Linked DNA regions of Homo sapiens: region 1 is linked to region 2. A link is a contact called in ENCODE Hi-C data. All regions are on one chromosome and are shown on one strand. Each heading gives the region's core, a stretch centred on a gene start or an enhancer-like site at or near the end of the contact. The rest is flanking DNA. Distances are from core to core; before and after follow the strand shown.

Region 1 (4,537 bases), core at 1,199-3,698, 140 kb before region 2:
AAGAGTTGAAGAATCTGGCATGTTGGATTCTATGTGACAACATTTGACATAAATAATTTTGTGTATGTTGGCTTGAAAATGTTAGGAAATATTTTTGACATTTAAAAAAATAGCTTTTCTACCAAAAATAATTTAAATTTTTCTTTTATAGAAAAGTGGAGACTGAATTTAACAGGAATTAACAGCTGTTTTAGATTATTTTAATAGAAAGTGTTAATCAGGTGAAAAGCAAATCTCTGCTTTGTGCTTTCTACTCCTCAGGCTAACAATTTCCTTGGTGTTAGAGTATTTAAGGAGTGAGGTTGATATATAATTAGTGATTTAAAATACATGGTAATTTAGCAGACATTTCTTTTTGTTATTTTAAGTCTAAGTGTTAAATTTCTGATAGCATGTAAGGTATATTGCCTCCCTCTGTCCCTTCCTTCTTTCCTTCTGCTTTTTCTTTGTTCCCCTCCCTTCCTTTTCCTTCCCTCCCTCTTTCCTTCCCTCCCTCTTCCCTTCCCTCTCCCTTCCCTTCCCTCTCCCTTCCCTTCCCTCTCCCTTCCCTTCCCTCTCCCTTCCATTCCCTCTCCCTTCCCTTCCCTTTCCCATTTTCCCACTTTGCCTCATTCCCTCTTTGCCTCTTTCCCTCTTTCCCTCTTTGCCTCTTTCCCTCTTTCCCTCTTTCTCTCTTTGCCTCTTTCCCTCTTTCCCTCTCTCTTTTTTCTTTCTTTCTAACAAAACAGAGAAAAGTCAATACAGTTTCTCATCTTTATCCACATGGAAATGATTTATGTTTTTGGAAGTTTATGATTTTGAGAGAAAAGCCTATCCTGGGGCAAACAGTAATCCTGCCAACCAGAATACCAAAGATTCTGAGAGGGACTCAGGTCTTTTCTACTAATCTGCTGTGAGTCACTTAGCCTCCATTTCTTCATAAGGAATGTTAACCACTTCATGAAAATAATACAGATTAACCAAGCCATAGCTCTAGAAACCAGACTCCACATGTTGCTGGGCCTCACTAGCTGTCTGGGAGCTATAAGGCTGCCCTAGGAAATAATTGTGTCTCCCCAAGAAAGCCAAGTCCCTGACCAACGCATGAACCATTCTCAGAATCCAGCAACGGTTGTTTTATATTAAATGAATCTAATTACTTAGTAGAGTGAACCTGTAACTAATTTAAAGAAATACAGCAAGCATTGTTATCTTAGGTTGAACAAAACAGTAGCTTTAGGTTTCTATATATATTACATTTATTTCAATAGTTAATACTTTTCCAATCAATGCATGTGAACCATGATAGGGAGTTTTCATTTCTTGAAAGAGTTTGTGCCAGTGTCTTCTGGATAAGGAAAGGCATCATGGGAGGTAGGGCAAGGAAGCTGACAAAAAACATGTACAAGGGGAAATATTCAAGAAAAAATGTACACAACCACACAATCACATGCTGGCAGTAAAGGGGAAACATGGCCTTTCGTAATACGGGAAACAGGAGAAAATGGGAGGCTAAAATGAAAAGAAAAAAACCTATGTCAGAGTAAGGAACTAGGACCTGAATTACACTCCAGAAGCTGACTAAGATAGAATGCTAATAAATTGCTCAACTAGATATTCTGATGGTAAGAAGTCCAATGAGCCAAGTTAAATAGAGATCAATCAATGATGGCCTTCACATTATTTGGGGACAGGCTCTTGTAAATAGGTCACAACACATTTTATTTTATGCTTTTTTCCCCAAACATGAAATATCAGGAAATATAGTTGCTGTTTGGTTTCAAGCTCTGATTGGAGACAGTTGTTGCATATGAATGGAGGTCAGATGAAGGGTGGTAGAAAATGACTATTTTAGCACTGGCACCCAGAAGGATGGGTCATAATTCAGAAGTGCCCCAAATCACACCTATCTGTAGAAGACTTCCTGCCTTTTTGAGGTGGTGGAATATGAACACCAGTGCTTTCTGTGGTTCCTGATTTCTTCCTTCGTGACAACCTTTGTCAGTGTTTGATACAAGGTGCATGTATCGGTGTTTAATAAGAAGCAGAAACAGTGACATAGAATGAGGGGTTTATTCCAGGGATTAGACCTCAGGCAAGTGTGGGATCTGGTGAAGAAGTCAATGGGAGTGTGTTGCATCTGTCTGATAATGGGCTGAACTCTCCGGGTCAGCACAGCCACCAGTAACAAAAGCTGGGCATGAAGTAGAGAAGAACAAAGAATTGGAATTAGGAGGAAAAACTGGAACCCACATCAGCCTTTTACCAACCTCAATGGGGGTGACTTCCAGAAGGATCTAGTGCCCTCTGCCATGGAGCTGAACATGTACCTAGCATAGGACTTGGCAAAGCTGAAGACAGAGCTTTGGGAGCTTCAACTACAGCTGCTGCGCTAAGTCCAGGTGAGTCACCACATCAGGGTAAATGTGTGCTTGCCATCATAGAGTTTGGTGCCCCCTTCAAATGGTTGCTGCTTCAATTCTGCTTTTCCAACCTCATGCAAATTTCCCCTAAGGCTAACCTTAACTCAGTGTGAATCAGGAGAGGAAATTCTGGAAAATATAGCTCCTGATTTAGCCAATTTGATACTGTAGAAAGCTACCAAAGTCCATCCCTTGCCAACTTGGCATCCATGTCCACTTCTCTTAACTAAATATAACTTCCAAATGAAGACATTAGCAAAACGATGCTTCTATGTAGTATGATGCAACTATCAGTTCTACAGATGAAAACACATTTAAAAGACGACTGGGTGCAGTGACTCACACCAGTAATCCCAGCACTTTAGGAGGCTGAGGTGGGTGGATCACTTGAGGTCAGGAGTTCGAGACCAGCCTGGCCAACATGGTGAAACCTGTCTCTACGAAAAATACAAAAATTAGACAGGCATAGTGGTGCATGCCTGTAATCCCAGCTACTCTAATCACTTGAACCCAAGAGGCAGAGGTTGCAGCGAGCCGAGATTGCACCACTGCACCAGCCTGGGTGATAGAGTGAGATGATGCCACAGAAAAAAAAAAAAAAAAGATACATAGCCTCATAGGTTACTTTGTCCATTTTGGGATGATATTCAGTCTTTTTTTAGCTAAGATCCACTTTCCCTTCGATGTCATGTCATTTGAATATACTGAGATATAATGATATTATGGGTTGAATTGTGTCTGTCAAAAAGCCATGTTGAAGTGCTAAACCCTGAACCTTGTAAATATGATCTTATTTGGAAATACGGTCTTTGCAGATATAATCAAGAAGAGGTCATATTGGATTAAGATGGGCTCTAATTCAGTGACTGGTGTACTTATAAGAGGAGGGGAATTTGAACACAGACACAAAGAATGTCACGTAACAATGGAGGCAGAGATTGGACAAAGGAACATCAAAGATTACCAGCAACCATCAGAGGCTACAAGAGACTCATTGAACAGATTCTCCCTCAGAGCTTCTAAAAAGGAAGTGACCCCACTATCACATTGATTTAGGACTTTTCGCATACAGACTGCAGTAAAATAAATTTCTGTTGTTTTAAGCCACCCAATTTGTGGTACTTTGTTATAGCAGCCCTAGGGAACTAATACAAAGACTATTATTACCCCATTTTATATTAGATGGTGGATGGGGTAGAAAAAAGAATTGGTTAATATACAACCAAATATATTTATATCAAAAAATAAATATTCATAATTCTTACCATCCTAATTTCTATAACTGATCTTGTGGTCATAGCTGGTATTTATAACTTCCTTCTTTCACTACCCATTCCATATACTTGTGTCCTCAGCAAGCACATCACCTAGTCATGGTTTCTTGCCTGTTGGGGTGATGTCAGTTTTCATTTTTGAGGGATCCAAGCTTTTGCAATTGAGCCTGCATTGGGTTATTTTCCACTTACTTTGTTCGTTACAGCAACAAAAGTAATTACAAGACTTGAGAGTATAAGATATGATCTTGAATTCCAGGCACACTTTTTCTTACTCCTATAATCTGGTAGTAATCCAATTTCCCCAGTCATCCCAGCCAATACACCAATATCTGACTTTGCTTGTTGATTCTTTAGCATAAGGAGCCCAAAGTCGGCAGCAGGGAGTATCAACTTCCATCTTAATGGAATCATTGCTGTATCTCCTAGTAGAAGCATCTCTCCCTTGGGGACCAGAACTTCTAGACCAGCAGAGTCTAAAGTTGAGAATAGAAAGAATAAATTTTGCTGTGGATCACTATGGGTAACAGTAAGAGGAGCCCTTTCCATTTTTCCCCCTTGATTCCTGGATCTATGAAATCTGGATAAGAGAGAAACAGCAACATGCATTGATTGATCATTTAGAGAATTTACTGCATCTTTCAGGACATTATCCTAGCCCTGCAAAGTGTTTCCATCCATCTAGCACAGTAAATAGTTAAAAGAAGAATTCCACCTTTCTACTGCTTTAGAGTGATGAATAACAAGTTAAGACTAATGAATTCCATGAGCATGAGTCTGTTATTCTTCATTTGCTGCAAAGTAAGTTCCTTGGTCAAAAGCAAAGCACTGTGGAATAACATGAAGGGAAATAAGATATAA
Region 2 (4,602 bases), core at 769-3,268:
CAGAGAGCAGCACATAAGTAAGTGTGCCACAATAAGAGTAAGAAGCAAAAGTAAGGAGAGTTGGGAGCTTCGGTTCCTGGGTTTTGTCACCATCCACCGTCTTCACTCCTTTCTGTCATTTCTTTTAGCTTTTGGGTTGAATGTCAGTTATCTAGGATATCTTCCCTAACTAACCCTGCCCCATGGTGATTGCTCTCTTCCACTTCTGTTTAGGACTTATTAAAGCTTTGGTACTGGATTGTCACATACTTGTTCAATGGATATTTTTCCACCAGTTGTTTTGGCTAGTTAATGGTGGTGACTGTTTTGGAGTGGTGGTAATGATGATGTTTTTCTGATCAATGAGAATTTAGGAGAAAACAACCCCAAAACTCCTTGTGAGTAGGAACCTTGTGGCCTATTTCTCTTGCCACTCTTTTCTTTTCTCTTCATCATCCTTCATGTTTAATATTTAATAGGTATAAAACAAGGAACAGGTCACTGGGTAAACACATTACCTGCCAGGAATATGTTCCAAAATCTTTCTCTAAGTCTTTGCTACTCAATGAGTGGTCTGTGGACCAATAACATGGACATTACCTAAGGAGCTTCTTAAATCTGCAGGATCTGAGGCCCCACCCCAGGACCGAACTAAAAGTTATATTATTAGGAAATTCCTGGGTGATTCATATGCACATTACAATTGGGGAAGCACTGGTTTAAAAGACACTCATCTTTCATCTCCACTTCTAGCACCTACTTAAATATACCACTTCATTGATGATTACCCATAGTATCTTGAATTATTACACAACTTTTCATCACTGTGGGCTTTGTAAACTCATGCAGAACTTAGTGTATTTCATACACTTTATGCTGTTGTGGGCCATTCCATACTGCTTCATGTATGCTCATCTTATATCCTCAAGCTGACTGTAAGTTCCTTGAAAGCAGTTTTTATTTTTTGTGTCTCTGAATCTTGTTGGTGCTATGTCCATTGCAATACTCACTAATTATTAATAGCTAATATTTGAGAACTATGTGTTAGATATTTTATGATGTACTTCCATGCATTATCTCATTGGATACTCAAAATAACTCTGTACAGTTGTTACTGTTCTTTCTTCATAGTATAATGATAAAATAGTGCTTTAGGGAAGGTAGTATATCTTTGAGCTGGGACTCAAATCCATGTCCATTTGACTCAGGAGCCTGACCTTTTAGCCACTGTGTGGTACTGCTCACAGAATGTTGGTAAGGAAACAAAACTATGCTTCTGGAGGTGAACAAATATGTTTTGTGTTAACCTGATACATTGGAAACAAGAGCTGCTTTCTTCTGGCCTAGATGTTATCCTGATAAAAATAGCTCTGAAATAAGGAAAAGCAATCTTTCTCCTCTACCATCTCCACAGTCTTTTCCACATCCCTCTTGTCTCAAGCTTCTCTCTCTTTCTGTATGTATTAACCCTCTTCTCCCATCTTCTCTCTCTTTTCAGTGAAGACCCTCGTCCACGTCCAATCCTTGCTAGATGGTCTTATCAGTGGTCCTCCTGATGTCTCAGCCCTCTGAGGAAAGCATCTGGACCTGGCCTGGCCGAGGGGCACTGCATGAGGAGCTTTTTCAGGTCACAGGCTGTCTGGGCTTTCTCCGCCTGAGTGGATGTGTTTGCAAAGTGGATGAGTGACCTTTCATTCCTGGACACCCAGAGGGCCAATCAGTCTGTTCTTGCTCCACTGAGAAAACTGAATAAAGTGCTTGCCACTTGAAATGAGAGTAAGGCATAAATAACTATAAAAATAAGCAAGCCCCAACCCCCTCAAAGCTCAAACACAGTTGAAGCACTTTGTGTTTTAAGGCACCCTGAGTCTGGCAGATGAAGAAGCCTTTTCTCGTGTTTCCTCCTGCAATGTGAAAAATCACTTCACTGGAAAAGATCTCTGCCAGGCCAGAAAGCCTGTGCACCCCAGCCGCATGCTGCACCCCCGTCATGTTCTCTTCTCTCAGAAGTGCTGGGACCATCGTTTCCACTCGGGTGGCTGGCAGGATGCTTATGTAATCATCACCTGCCAGGAGCCACTGATATACACACTTGTCCTGGACAACCATGCTACCCTGACAGACGTGATTGTGAGGCCACAGGACAGCTTTGTCAGAATAGATCCTGTAGGAAACACAAACTCCAAAATGAGAAAGACAATGATCTTGGAGAACTCCCAATGGGAGAGGCTGTTCTTTGGGGGCTCTGCCACCCAGCAGTCCCCCCAAGTAAGCGCTAATGCTGCAGCAAAGTGTAAGCAACCACTACTTTTGCATTTAAAGGCTAGTAAGTCAGACCCTGTATATATGACCATAATAAACAATTTCTGTAATTTTGGTAACTTTGCATCAGATAATCTTCCTTAAATCTGCTTGAGAAGTAATTAGAATTAGGAATCGGGGAATCTAGATGGACCACGCAGCTCTGGAATTCACTATCTTTTCAGCCTTGGGTAGATCACTGCCTTTACCTTTCTGAGAGTTTCCATGTCCTCATATGGCAGGTTGGAGTCGTTTCACTGGCTTCTTGGGCAGCTTTAAATGCTAACATTTTTGAATTCCAGTGATTCCCAACTTCAGGCTACTGCTTCTCAAGCCCATTTTGTCCACCCCGTCCTCAGGAGAGAAAGAAAAGACTACAGTCTATAGCTTATATCACAACCTTCCTTCTGCATCTGCCTACACATACGAATTCACCAGTGACAACTAAATACATACAGTTAGCAACCTTTGCAAGCTTACTGGGCCCAAGTCAAGGTATTTATTCAAAACCTCATATAGGTCCATGTAATCGTTCATTCACATTGGGCTATATCACTCCCCTCTTGTGAATAAGGAAGGAAATTAATTTTAAAATAATAATAAAACCTTTCAGGAAGAAATTGACTTTGTACTCCAGCCACTGACCTAAGTGTTGAAATTCAATTAAATTGGAAAAGATCACAATTAAGATGCAATTTAATTATTTTTCATTTTATGTAAATGAGATTCCCGATCACAATGAATTAGAAATCTTAGTTTAAGCAGTTCATCAGTTGCCTATCTAAGTACGGTTTTGTTACTTCTTTGCTAAATTCCTAATCTCACAAGCCAAATGGAAGAAATGTTTCTGGAAATTTAAAGACTAAAATAATCATGCCACCCAACTTTTTCCAAGAATGCCTTAGGTAGATTGCTATACCAATTGTTTTCTAACTTGGAGCTAATTTTATTTCAAAGTTTACATGCAGCCAACAGAACTTCCTAAAAAAAAGACCACTCTTATTTAAATGCCTGGGAGAGTTCTAAAGTGATATAAAAGACATTTCTACATCTTATAGAAATTAATCCTTGTAGAAGTCTGCCCTCATGTAGCCCATTTTATGCTCTATGAAACATATATTTTTATCAACAACTCAAGACAAAGAAGCAGTAGTCATTATTTCTATAGAAAAAAAGATTAATTTGCAAATATCTATTGAGAATTCCATTTAGAATTAGTGAATTTATTTAAAAGCAAAATCACAAAGACCTGGTGATCTATTACTGCTGTTGCCATCAGAATGTTGGATAACAAACCACCCCAAATCTTAGTGGCTTTCAATAACAAGCCTTTATTCTCAGACTCATAGGTTTGCAGGTGTATTGTGCTTCAGCTGATGGAGGTTGAATGTGGCCAGTTAGCCCTGCTTCATGCTTCAGCCATGCTGTAGGCATGGCTCCAGGCTGGAGACTAGGTCCGGTGTGTTCCATATGTATTTATGTGTGCGGAAGCTGAAGGTGCAGTAGCCACCAGGCCATGTCCTTCTCGTGGCAAATCGCCTAAAAACACAGGTCAAAACAAACTGCATAAGCACATTTCAGGTCTCTGCTAATATTCCATTGGTCAAAGCAAGTCACACAGATGGTCCAAGATGGGTCCAAGGATGGGAAAATAAACTCTATCCTTAGTAGGAAGGGAGAGAATTTTCACTAAACAAACCTAAACTATTTTAAACATCTTTAGCTCAGATGTTTAAAAGCCCAAATATAAGAGCTTGTATATCTCTGATTCTAGTAGGACACTTTTTCTATTTTGTACTGTGTTTATTAAAAATCAGTAGTATATAATGATATTTAAGTAAAGTAACTACTTCTCCAGCAGTTTCTTTTCATTTAGGGCTTTCTTCTTAAAGCTGTTTGCTTCATTTTCTAGTGGATATGGTTAATATTTTAATAAGGAATAGGTAAGTGGAATATTTATTTCAACTCAGTGTTAGGCTTAGTTACAGATATCCCAAGATGGCTGTGAGATCTCTAATCAGCTTGGTGTCAAAAACTCTTGTACATGATTTTTCTTATCTATGAATGACTTTTTTTTTTTCATCAGGGAAGTAAGCATTTTACTCTTTTAGGATTGGAGGGATCATTTGCTGAATACACTTATTTTCTTCTCTGATTGTTCTGTTCTCTTTCCCTTTGCTCTTTGGACACCCTCCCCACAAAACATCAGCGGAAAGAAAGCTTACAATCATATATCAGCAACAGAAAAAATCAGCACAACAAGCCCGACTCCAGGCTGCATGTTTGGCTTTACCTAACTTCCTTTTTTTTGTTGTTGTTTTG

The links. Hi-C counts contacts between places; a loop is a spot of excess contacts on that map. Pooled maps may share reads with other maps.
Region 1: a loop to region 2 is called in a map of esophagus muscularis mucosa, with 2.0 times the contacts of the local background. The contact joins two enhancer-like sites. A Hi-C loop is called at or near these places in 3 of 168 maps with a recorded cell type or tissue (GM12878, esophagus muscularis mucosa and posterior vena cava), 2 of 37 single-sample maps with no recorded cell type and 9 of 50 pooled maps.

The regions. Positions count from the first base shown.
Region 1 is chr1:221,696,147-221,700,683 of GRCh38, reverse strand. No RefSeq gene overlaps it. Among named protein-coding and RNA genes, the nearest start is that of DUSP10, 44 kb to the left of the region's middle. Within about 2 kb of position 2,448, at least 4 of the 41 ENCODE cell types and tissues checked have a DNase peak (open chromatin) inside an H3K27ac peak, as active enhancers do.
Region 2 is chr1:221,553,304-221,557,905 of GRCh38, reverse strand. It overlaps LOC105372937 (a long non-coding RNA gene), which reads left to right. Exons shown (of 3, transcript XR_922623.3): 3 at 1,478-2,360. It overlaps LOC107985462 (a long non-coding RNA gene), which reads right to left. Exons shown (of 2, transcript XR_001737823.1): 2 at 3,592-3,819. Among named protein-coding and RNA genes, the nearest start is that of DUSP10, 190 kb to the left of the region's middle. RefSeq lists an enhancer at 2,062-2,562. Within about 2 kb of position 2,018, at least 2 of the 41 ENCODE cell types and tissues checked have a DNase peak (open chromatin) inside an H3K27ac peak, as active enhancers do.